Regions from separate parts of the Homo sapiens genome. Here region 2 is linked to region 1. Evidence: chromatin loops called from intact Hi-C (ENCODE). Cell type or tissue: PC-9. All regions are shown on one strand.

Region 1 (5,000 bases):
AGGAAGGTAGCGAATGTAAGGTGAAGCTGGGTGTGGACTGGATAAGGAAGGAGGATGGGATCCAGACACACCTGGCCATGAAGTGTGATGTTTATTGAAAATATTTCATCGGGGACACAATGGAGCCATCATGAAAATATTCCCCATTCCTAATCCGTCTTTCAATTTCCTATCCCATCCCACTTCTTTGAAAGGCTTGAAATGCTTTACTCTCCAATACCCACTGTCTGCTTGGAGTCCTTCCCTGTCAGCCAGTGGTTGAGGATGGAGCATGGGGGCTCTGAGTTCTCTCTTTAACAACTTCTTCCCAGCAGTTATCACCTCCTAAATCTGCCAGCATAGTTGCAGAATATAGGGCTAAAACCACAGGAGAAAAAGTGATTACTTTCAGAAACAGGACCACAAGTGCTACCACAAGCACTGAAGGTGGTGGTGGTTGGGATAGCAAGAGAAGAAAAGACAGCTGACTCTGAGCTTCTATCAGATGCCTTATTTACCTTGAAGTTTTGATGTATGAGTTTATGTGCACATGCGCATGCACACACATATATACACACACATTCTTCTAGTAAAGTCCGTAGTGAAATTGGTATCCAATAGCAATTAGCTGAGACTAACAATCCTGTTTTGCCTTAAGTGGCTGAACAGCTCCAGACTAATAGCTGAAATACTGAACCAAGGAAACATGATGTTTTGAAGTCTAACTCCCCTTCTTCCCCATATGTTGTGCAGATTTTAATAGAAGGTGTACTAGGACAGGGAAACACAGCCAGCATCGCACTATTTGAAATCAAGATGACAACCGGCTACTGTATTGGTAAGTGGGCTTCATTTTCATTAAATCAAATTGTGAATCTTTTTCTAAAAGTTACTGTTGCCAGAGGGAACTGAATCAATCCTAAAGACCAACTATTTTATAGAATGCACTGCATAATGCATACTGGTTTAAATTCTTTGCTAGATTCATTTGAATACTGTATGTTTTTTGTCTTTAGTGTGGGAAGGCTCATTAGAATCTGCCTGTACAGTCTGGATTAATGAAAGAAATATAGATGCAGGAACTGTAACTTCAGAGCTGCCACCTTAACCTCAACACATTCTGATTAAAATAATTTACAAATTGCTGGAAACTCAGCTTTTTGTAGCATGTGCCAGAAAAGCAGACATTGTATTACCTCCTTTCCCTTATTTCTCTCTTGGCACACCACGGCTCTCCTCTTAATAATCACAGTTGTCACTTAGATTTCACTTGAGCAGAGTTGGTTGGCTGTCTCTTATCTGCCAGCTTCCAAGAGGGCATAAAGAAAGGATAAACCCTGTCCTATGGTGGTTCAGTTCCTATTTGTCTACATTGAAGCTAGTTCTGCATATGGCAAATACTGCTGAGGAAGGACAAGCTGTGCAGTGGAGAGGCGCAGGGAGGAGGAGAGGAAATTGGAGAGGACTGAATAGGGACAGTGCACTGGAGCAGGAGTTTCAAGAAGGAGAAGAATTTAGTTAAGTGGAGGTGCAGGGTAGGAAGGCAAGGGTTCTCCATGGCCAGACCCCTGTGGGGAGAAAGAAACAGGGCAGGTTCAGGCAAAGGCAAGAGGCTGAGTAGGGTGTTTGAAGTGAGACCAGGACTGCTAAGGGAGTTTGTGATGGAAGAGTGTGGATGCAGGATGTGGAGCTTGGACCTGCTGAATCATGTGGGTCAGCCAGCAGGGGAGAAGTGTGCAGCTGCACTTTCAGATGACTCCAGCTGCCACGTGGAAAATGAGTTGGGTACAAAGAAAATGCATAGCAGGTGGGAAAACCCCTAGGAAGCAGCTGTGACATTACAGAGGGGGCATAATGAGGGTAATACTGAATTAGCAGTGGAATTGGAAAAAGGCAGTAGAATTGAGAGATTTTTCAGCACTGACAACTCTTGAAGGCTAAATGAATGTGACGGGGAAGAGAAAGGAGAGTCAAAGAATATTCTGAACGACAACAACAACAAAAAAGCCTTTGCTAATTCCCTTACGTTTCACTTGTCTGTTTTGACCTCAATGATATCTCTAGGGCAAGTGAAAGAAAACAGACCATTTTCTGAAGATACAGTGAGGCTCAGGCTCTTTTCCTTGAGCCTCCCGCTGGGCTTCCACCTGGCATCTGCACAGCTTGTGAACGACAGGGAAGTCAGACACCTCTGGTGGAGCGCCACCTGCTGGCTCAGTCAGCTTACTGAGCCTCAGCCTCTTGGCATCCGTAAAATGGGAATAAAAAGCTTCCCTCCTAGGATTCTTAGGAGGAGGAATATCCTGGTTATGAAAATAATTGGTATATACAGTGCTGGACATCCAAAACATGTTAATTGCCTTTCTTCAAATGATGTGGTGACTTCTGATTTGTTTAAAACAAAAGGATGCCAACACTTTTATCTTGTTAAACTCTATGATCACACTCTGACTTCTTTCTTTCTGGGTACTTTATCTGCCTCTCTCCATTGCTCATCTGTAAAATGAGGTTAGTAACAGTGCCTATGTCATGGGGCTGCTTTGAAGATTGAATAAGTTAATTTATGTAAAGTGCTCAGAATGGAGCCTGGCATATTGAGGAATATTTTGCTTTTTATTTTACTCTTAGGCAGCATTTGGCACTGAATGTTAGGGCATTGGCTAGCAGACACTGTGGTGGAAACATTGAAAATGAAAATCTTAGAAATGTTCAGTGCTTGCTAATGTAAAAACACATTGCTGACTACACCAGTCAAGATCCTGGCAGGAAGGAGGAAACAGAGGGTACAGTCAACCTGAGTAATTTGAGGGAAGCTCACTGAAGAGACCACAAAGGTGTGAGTGGTAAAGGAAGCCAGCAAGGAATAGCTCTGTGACCCAGGACTAGTAACAGTGATGATTCAGGAGCTGTTATCTTCTTTTGGTCTGAAAGGACAAGGGAGGAGGAGTTTCCAGTACCTGTAAACAATAGCTATTTGTCAAACAAGGGCTGCTTGACAAGACTTGCCAACTCATGGCGACCTGGCTGGGAGACTGCTGGGCAAGTAAACCCCTGATTTCATTCTCCTTCCACCCTCCATTGGTCGAATCCAACAGGGAGATGGAAGGCAGGGTAGCCCATTGATACAGTCCGGATAGGTCAACCTCTGCAGGACCTATCAGGTGGAGAAGAGCAACGTGGATCCGCAGGGGGCCAGTGGCCAGCACAATTATACTTCCTAGTTTAACTGTGTGATTATAAGGGTCAATGGAGGCATTAGCTTGTGGGTTTCTTGCTCCCTTTTAAGGAACAATTGTTGATGGAGACCAATATATCCATGCAAACATGCCAATGACACTAAGGGTAGAAGAGGGGGATCTGATTATCTTCTCTCTCTTCTCTACTCAGTAGCTGCAAAAGGGACCAGAACCTAGGATATATCTGCCCCACCTATTTTACCTGGGTTCTGATTTATAAGAAAAACAGGGAATTTTAGCATCTCAGACACATGTCCCTCAGCTCTGGGCAACTTGTTCATCATGAGAAGAGAAAGGAATGGAGGACTGGGCCAGTAGATTCAAGAAAGGGTTGTGGAAAAAATTTTCTAGAGCTACGAGCATAACCCTGAACAGCTCTTTGAGACAGAGGTGACTGATAAAAATAGCTGACTTGTACCAAGCACTGACCACATGCCTGGCACTATGCTGGGAGCTCTCCACACTTACAATAGCTCTGTGAAGTGGGAACATTGTCCCCATTTCACATATGGAGACACAGAGGCTACAAAAAGTGGTAAGTCATGCTCCAAGTGACATGGCTAATAAGTGGAAGGGCCATAATCCAAAGGGCCAATGATGAATTAGAATCTTGATTCATTACAGGATCTGTCTCTCTTCTTGGCCAAAATTGTGCAGGGGTCCTGGTAGAAAGGTTGCAGTGGGCAAAGGAAGAGAGAAACTTCTGAATATCTAAGAGCAAACTCTGTAGTAGGATGCGTGTACCCAGGTGTGACTGTGTCTCCATGAAGTGTTTTTGTTTCCCTTCCCCAGAATGTGACTTTGAAGAAAATCATCTCTGTGGCTTTGTGAACCGCTGGAATCCCAATGTGAACTGGTTTGTTGGAGGAGGAAGTATTCGGAATGTCCACTCCATTCTCCCACAGGATCACACCTTCAAGAGTGAACTGGGTGAGCTGGGATCAAATAGAGTCCTTTTCCCAGGATAAATTTTTCTGCTGTCTCCTCCCACTTCCTGCACTGACCTAGCTGTGGCTTCTGTCAACAGGGAAGAGAGGAGGGAGGAGGGTGAGTAGGAACTAAGTAGGAACCAGGAGGTGTGACAGAAGAGTAGGGAAGGATCTACAGTGAGGTAGAGACAAACTGCAGCTGTGAGCTCTGTAGCTAAGGGGAAGGCCATTCCATTAAAAGTTCTCCTTCACCTGTGGCCTAGTCTTGCATTTTCATATTTCCATATTATGCTTTACTTTCTTGTATATTTGTTGTTTAATATTTCTCATTTCTAAAGACAAGGCTGGAAAAATCCTAGGTTACTTTTCACTGAAGATAGATCAAAGGATGGGAATGGGTCCTAAGAACTTCCCAAGTGACAGTGAGGTGAGCCAATACTGATGATTAGCTCTGAATGTGGTGTGCAACAGGCCCCCCTAGTGGCCAAGAAGGCTGCTTCTCTGCAAGGAAAATGGGAGGTGAGGTTGTGTTACCAGCGAGAAGTCAGCTTTGAGGAGAAGTCCTCCACAGAAGAGAGACAAGGGCAAGGGCTTACTTACTTGTGGGTTACCACTGCTCTCACCTGGACCCTGGTAGGCTTTGGAAAAGCCAAGGTCTCCCCACAGTTGTAAGACATTTCATCCTCGACTCCAAGGTCTCCACGGAGTGAGAAGCTTCTGGCAGCTGGCCTTTCAACAAGAACAAGAACAGGAATTTTTATTCTGTTGCAAACAGTTAACTTTTTCTCTTTTGATCCTTTACGCATAGATATTGAGGTAATATACTCATCCTAATAATTTGTTGATGGTGACAGTG
Region 2 (5,000 bases), 490 kb after region 1:
TGTAGCTTTTATATGTATGTGTGTATGAGTATGTGTGTCTGCCTATCAATCAATTGATCAATCATCTATTTATTCATCTGTCCATCCATTCTTCTCTCTTTCCTAGACTGAAACTCTGAGGGCAGACCCTTTGTACCCCAGGCCTGTTACATAATAGAAACTCAATACATATTTGTCAACAGACTGACTGTTGTGTAGGCACTAACAGCAATTTTCCAGTTCCTTGCATATCCTAACTCCTTTGTGGGACTCTTGCCTTACCTTAAACTTAGAGGGGCTACCACACATGGGTCTATGAAATGCACAGCTGGACAGCAGAAGTTGCACCCATCCTGCATCACAGACCACCCCAGGATGTGAGAAGCCAGGGAATGCCACTTAGTGAAGCTGTGCACCAGGGCCACCTTCCTCAATTGCTGGTGTTTACCTCTGAGGATTCCATCTCTTCAAACCATGACCAACCCCTTTCCCCACCTCAGAACCTCTCAAAGGAGAGGAGAGAAAAGACTGGAGGCAGGTCTATATCCAGCTATTTGTGTGAATCCTCATGTCCACTATAATGATTTACCTAATTCTGAAATACTAAGGAAGACAGGTTTTCGTAAGTCAGGGCTGGGACTTGGAAGCTGAGCAGGGTACCAGGAGCTACCCAAGAGCCCTATTTTTCACAGGCAGTGTCCTGCCCTAAGCCCTAGCCCAGGGTTTCTAAACTTCAGTGCACATCAGAATCAGCTGGAAGGCTGGGTAAAATATAGATGCTGGGCCCTCAGTCTGGAGTTTCTGCTTCAGGAGGCTGGGGGTGGGGTGGAGGATTTACATGTGTAACAAGTTCCCAGCTCCTGCTGGTGGCCACAGTTTGAGAACCACTGCCCTAGTCATCAGCAATCTCTGCAGCTGGTGTTGTCCTGATGGCTTCTCACTCCCTGGCTGCATCTTAACAGAGCAAAAATCCGTGTATGTAGCTGGGAGAGGGGGTTGATGGGCAATGCCTTGAGCTTTTCCAACCCTTTGCTCACACTTTCCTAAAACTGCTAAACACAGAGGTTTGTAGTATCATTTTTAAATAGTGAAGCATTTTTTGGTAAAGTCCCAACATTAAAAAAGAGATGAGAGCAGAACAGTCCGGGGTGAGGCAGAAGTGGAAAGTCAAGAATCCCCCCTGCCTCCTCCACCTCTCGAACCAGCCCTCAGGCACCTGTCTTAGAACCCTGGGAGCCTGAGGAGCATCGTGGGGGAGTAGAAAGAGCAGTGAGTCTAGGGACGGATCTGTCAGGTTGCATACTCAGTTGTCCTTTCTAGCTGTGGGATACGGGGAAATTGCTAAAACCCTGAGTCTCAGTTCCCAGACCTGTGCAGTGGGACGTCATCATAGTCACGCCATCGACCTCACAGAGTTGTCGGCGGGGGTAGGATCCAGATGAGATAACGTCTACCCACGCATGCTGTAAACAGTGCCATGCTATTAAGGGATTACCGGGGCTTGCTTTGGTGACTCCGGGCAGAAGTATGTGGGGCTGGGAATGGGGGTATCATGGGAAACCACAAAGCCTTCCTTTTGTGTATCCCTGGGAAGGCACCAAAGCATGCAAACTTTTCCACATTTCCAGGATCTTGCGTCTGAGCCCTGGAGGTCCTGCGTGCTGACTGTGAAGAGGCAGGAAGGGCATGGCCTGTGGGGTCCTCACCCTTTGGTCGTCAAGCAACTCTTCAGTGAGTTCAGGGCAGGACACAGGGGTTGGGGCGCCGCCTCACTGAGCCGCAGAGGAAAAGGTCAGACTCGGAGGTGGTCACCGCCTCACTCCCCACGGGAAGCGGGAATCTTCAGTTGACCCCTTCCTGACTCCAGCCTCCAAAGCCCTGCCCTCCCTGCTATTCTATGCCTCTTCAGGAGAAATGGATATCCAGGCCTCGAGGCTCCTGGCAGCCTGCCCGTTTGGCAGCCTCTGCCAGAACAGTCCGTGGAGTACAGACTGCTCCCTGTCTTCTCCCAGTCTGGTCCCTGGAGAGACTCCAATCTCCCTGCTCGAGTCCTTCCCTTTTCTGCTTATCATGGGGAAGGAATATGCGTCTAGGCGTTAAATCGCTCGAGTGCCAGCTGGCACAGCACAGCCACAGGGCCCCAGCAGGAGCGGGCCTCAGTTCTCAGAGAGCTGCACAAAGACCAAAGCAAATTTATTACTGTTTTTCAGTTTACAAATGGGAAATCCACAACATTGGTCAAGAAGAAAAGGCACCATGAATGGGAAGACCGAAGTGCAGACAACCAGCTGGAACAAGGCAAGGCATTCCTTTTTTTTTTTTTTTTTTAAATCCAGGCTCTTGTAAAATGAGACTAGCAGAGCCATTCCCAAGTTCTCAGGATGGGGAGATGGTAGTCAGAGTTAAAATATCACCCAAATAGTTTAAAAACTCAAGAGAAGGGCTTAAGAGATAAGACATTTTTTATGATCCCAATACAACTGCATCTAACAGATACTGCATCTTTTCTCTGGAAGAGAACATTATAGAGCTGAAACCCTTGCCTTTTAACCTGTCTTTGTAATGAAGGCAAGAATGAAGTTGTGGATTTGTAGGAGTCCTTTTTTCCTATGGTGCCCAGTATGTTTTCCCACCCACTGCAGTACAGCAATTAGGGTTGTTCTTGAGCTCTTAAAGACCCAGTGGACTTGAACGGGAGCATTTCTTCCAGAAAGGGCCTGTCCTGCTTACTGTCATTTCAGGAAAAATGCAGAGAAATCAGCACTACCTCCTAAGCCTGCCTTCCTAATGGCTTTCCCTGATGAAATAGGAGCTTGTGGTGAACATTGAGTGGGGCTGCAGAGCCCTCTTGTGGATTTTCGCTTAATCACATTCTTTTTAGCAGCTCTGAATCTGATGGGCCCCTGAGGTTAGCTCTGATTTCAAATAAACCATTTAGGGGTGGCATTTTGAAGGCTCCTTTTAGGCCATAGAAGTGGGGGGAGAAAAGAGGGACCCTGCACTCACAACCTGAAGGATCTGTGTTCAGTTCACCTTGGTGGTCCCTCCTGCTGGCAGAGTGGTTGGTGCCCAGCAGGTACGAGCAGAATGTTAAGAAATAAACCAGAGAATAAATCCAATCAGTGAGTGAAAGCAGAGTTCCTCCTAAAGCAGCCGAAATACATCCAGAGAGTCACAGGTATTGGCAGACTGTGTCCGAAGACACCCAGAATAAGGGGGAGAAATGGGAGTTAAAAGTGGCAAAATCTAGAAAGTCATGTTTATAGGGATGAGGCATCAAAAACAACTAGAGGCCTTCTTGGGACAAAGGCTACGTTAGCAGAGAATAGACCAAATCCTAAGCACTCAGGGAGTTACACCCCTATAAGCACCACACTGTGAAGCCTCCCCAGGTTTGTCAGAGGAGCAAAGAAGCAGCTGTGGTAGAGTTAGAGAAAACAGTTTCCGGCTTAATTTGCATCCCAGGCATCTTCCTGTCCCCTCCATCCACAGATAGAACTTAACCACTGTCTTTCTCTTACGTTTTCTTTTATAAAAGCCGTTACCTCTCTCATCTTTTCTATTCCCAGGGTGAAAATATAGGAGATTACGATCCATTCCTGGGTGGACGGCCAGCGTTCCATCTTCACTAACACGATATAGTTGAAGAGCATCAGGTATCCGATATACGCCAGCTGTAAGGAGACACAATACAGTGCTCTGGCTGTTCAGGCCCAGGAGCCCCAGCATCAGCCAAGGCCACTGCACAGCAGCACAGAGCAGGGTCAGCAAGCAGGACACAGACTTTATGACAAAAGGAACTTGAAGGTGCTAAACTAACAAAAGAATTAGAAAAGACAGTAATACTTGAAGGATTATAATATGCAATCTTCCTTTTGACCTGTACATGTATCTCTGGGGCTCTGGTGCTTCGTTTAAATCTATGTGTCATGATGCATCATTTCGCCTTGCAGTTACCCATTTTTGTGTGTTTTCTTGGCTAAAAAGGGAGCCTTGGCTGTCAGTGGCGGCTCTTGCTCAGGCGTGGACCTTAGGTTCTTAAACTAGGGCAGCACAGTGGATTTTTGCCTCACGAATGCCAGGCAGAATAAGTGTCTGTGAGAAGCAAAGGAAGAGGAAGACACATGTAACACCTGTAAATTGGTCAAACCAACATAAAAATAGCCCAGGCTTAAAGTGCTTCGCTTGTCAGTGCCCTGGGAGGGTCTTACCTGTTTTCATTTCACCACTTTCCTGTCCTAATCAAGTTAAGATAAGATATTCCTTCCTGGTGTCTGCTTCATTGAAACAACACAAGAAAAGACAACACAGTTTACAGAAAGGAAAGGGTCCGTGTGGCCTTTTGTGGACGGGTGTGGGGTTTAATCCCCAAGAGGCTCTGGCTCGTGGGGTTGAATCCTGATGTGACTGGCTGAATTGCTGGATGTCTGGGAAGAACTCCCTAGGGTTTGGTGACTGCTCCTGGAAGATTCAGTTGTGTCAAGGTGAGTGAAGTGCAGGGAAACTGGTGGCTCTTGCATAAGGGGCTGAGGAGCCTTGAGAGAAGACTCACTCACCTTAAGGGAAATGGCAGACTAGCTGGGCCTTCCTTACACAATGCCTCAAGTCAAGTGAGGTACTCACTGGCCTTAGGGGCCTCAGGGGCTGTGAGCAGGAACCAAGAGGGAGTTTATTAACTAAAATCTGCTGCACTCTTCAGAGTGGTGTAGCAAAGAATAGACACAGTGTGGGTGAAAGGATTGAGGCCTTGAGGGGTCTGGAGGTACTGCATGACTTTGTAGCTGGGAAGGCAGCTTAGAAGGTGGAGGAAGCTGCAGCCTTGCTGGGGGATATGCTGCTTTCTCTACTAATTCTCTTATGTTTTGGGACAGGGTCTCACTCTCGTCACCCAGGCTGGAGTGCAGTGGCATTGTGATCTCGGCTCATTGTAGCATTGACTTCCTGGGCTCAGGTAATTCTCCTACTTCAGCCTCCTGGGTAGCTGGGATAACAGGCACGTGCCACCACACCCAGCTAAGTTT

The links. Peaks named below come from ENCODE experiments on the same cell type or tissue, not always from the same donor. Only the 100,000 strongest peaks of a DNase experiment are listed, where the experiment ranks them.
Region 2: it touches region 1 in a loop (4-fold over the local background); 21 of 110 quality-filtered maps call a loop at or near these places.

What each region holds. Positions count from the first base shown.
Region 1 is chr9:70,108,988-70,113,987 of GRCh38, forward strand. It overlaps MAMDC2 (MAM domain containing 2), which reads left to right. Exons shown (of 14, transcript NM_153267.5): 4 at 733-817; 5 at 4,008-4,145. Among named protein-coding and RNA genes, the nearest start is that of MAMDC2-AS1, 64 kb to the right of the region's middle. In PC-9, CTCF peaks have their summits at 2,217 (motif pointing left), 2,420, 4,639 (motif pointing left) and 4,843; DNase peaks (open chromatin) are centred at 2,154 and 2,854; H3K27ac peaks cover 1,181 bases.
Region 2 is chr9:70,599,818-70,604,817 of GRCh38, forward strand. It overlaps TRPM3 (transient receptor potential cation channel subfamily M member 3), which reads right to left. Exons shown (of 26, transcript NM_001366145.2): 20 at 3,525-3,653. LOC107984011 (a long non-coding RNA gene) reads left to right here and starts at 2,138. Exons shown (of 3, transcript XR_007061572.1): 1 at 2,138-4,463; 2 at 4,851-4,930. RefSeq lists enhancers at 951-2,150, 1,840-2,340. In PC-9, a CTCF peak has its summit at 2,820 (motif pointing left); a DNase peak (open chromatin) is centred at 2,784.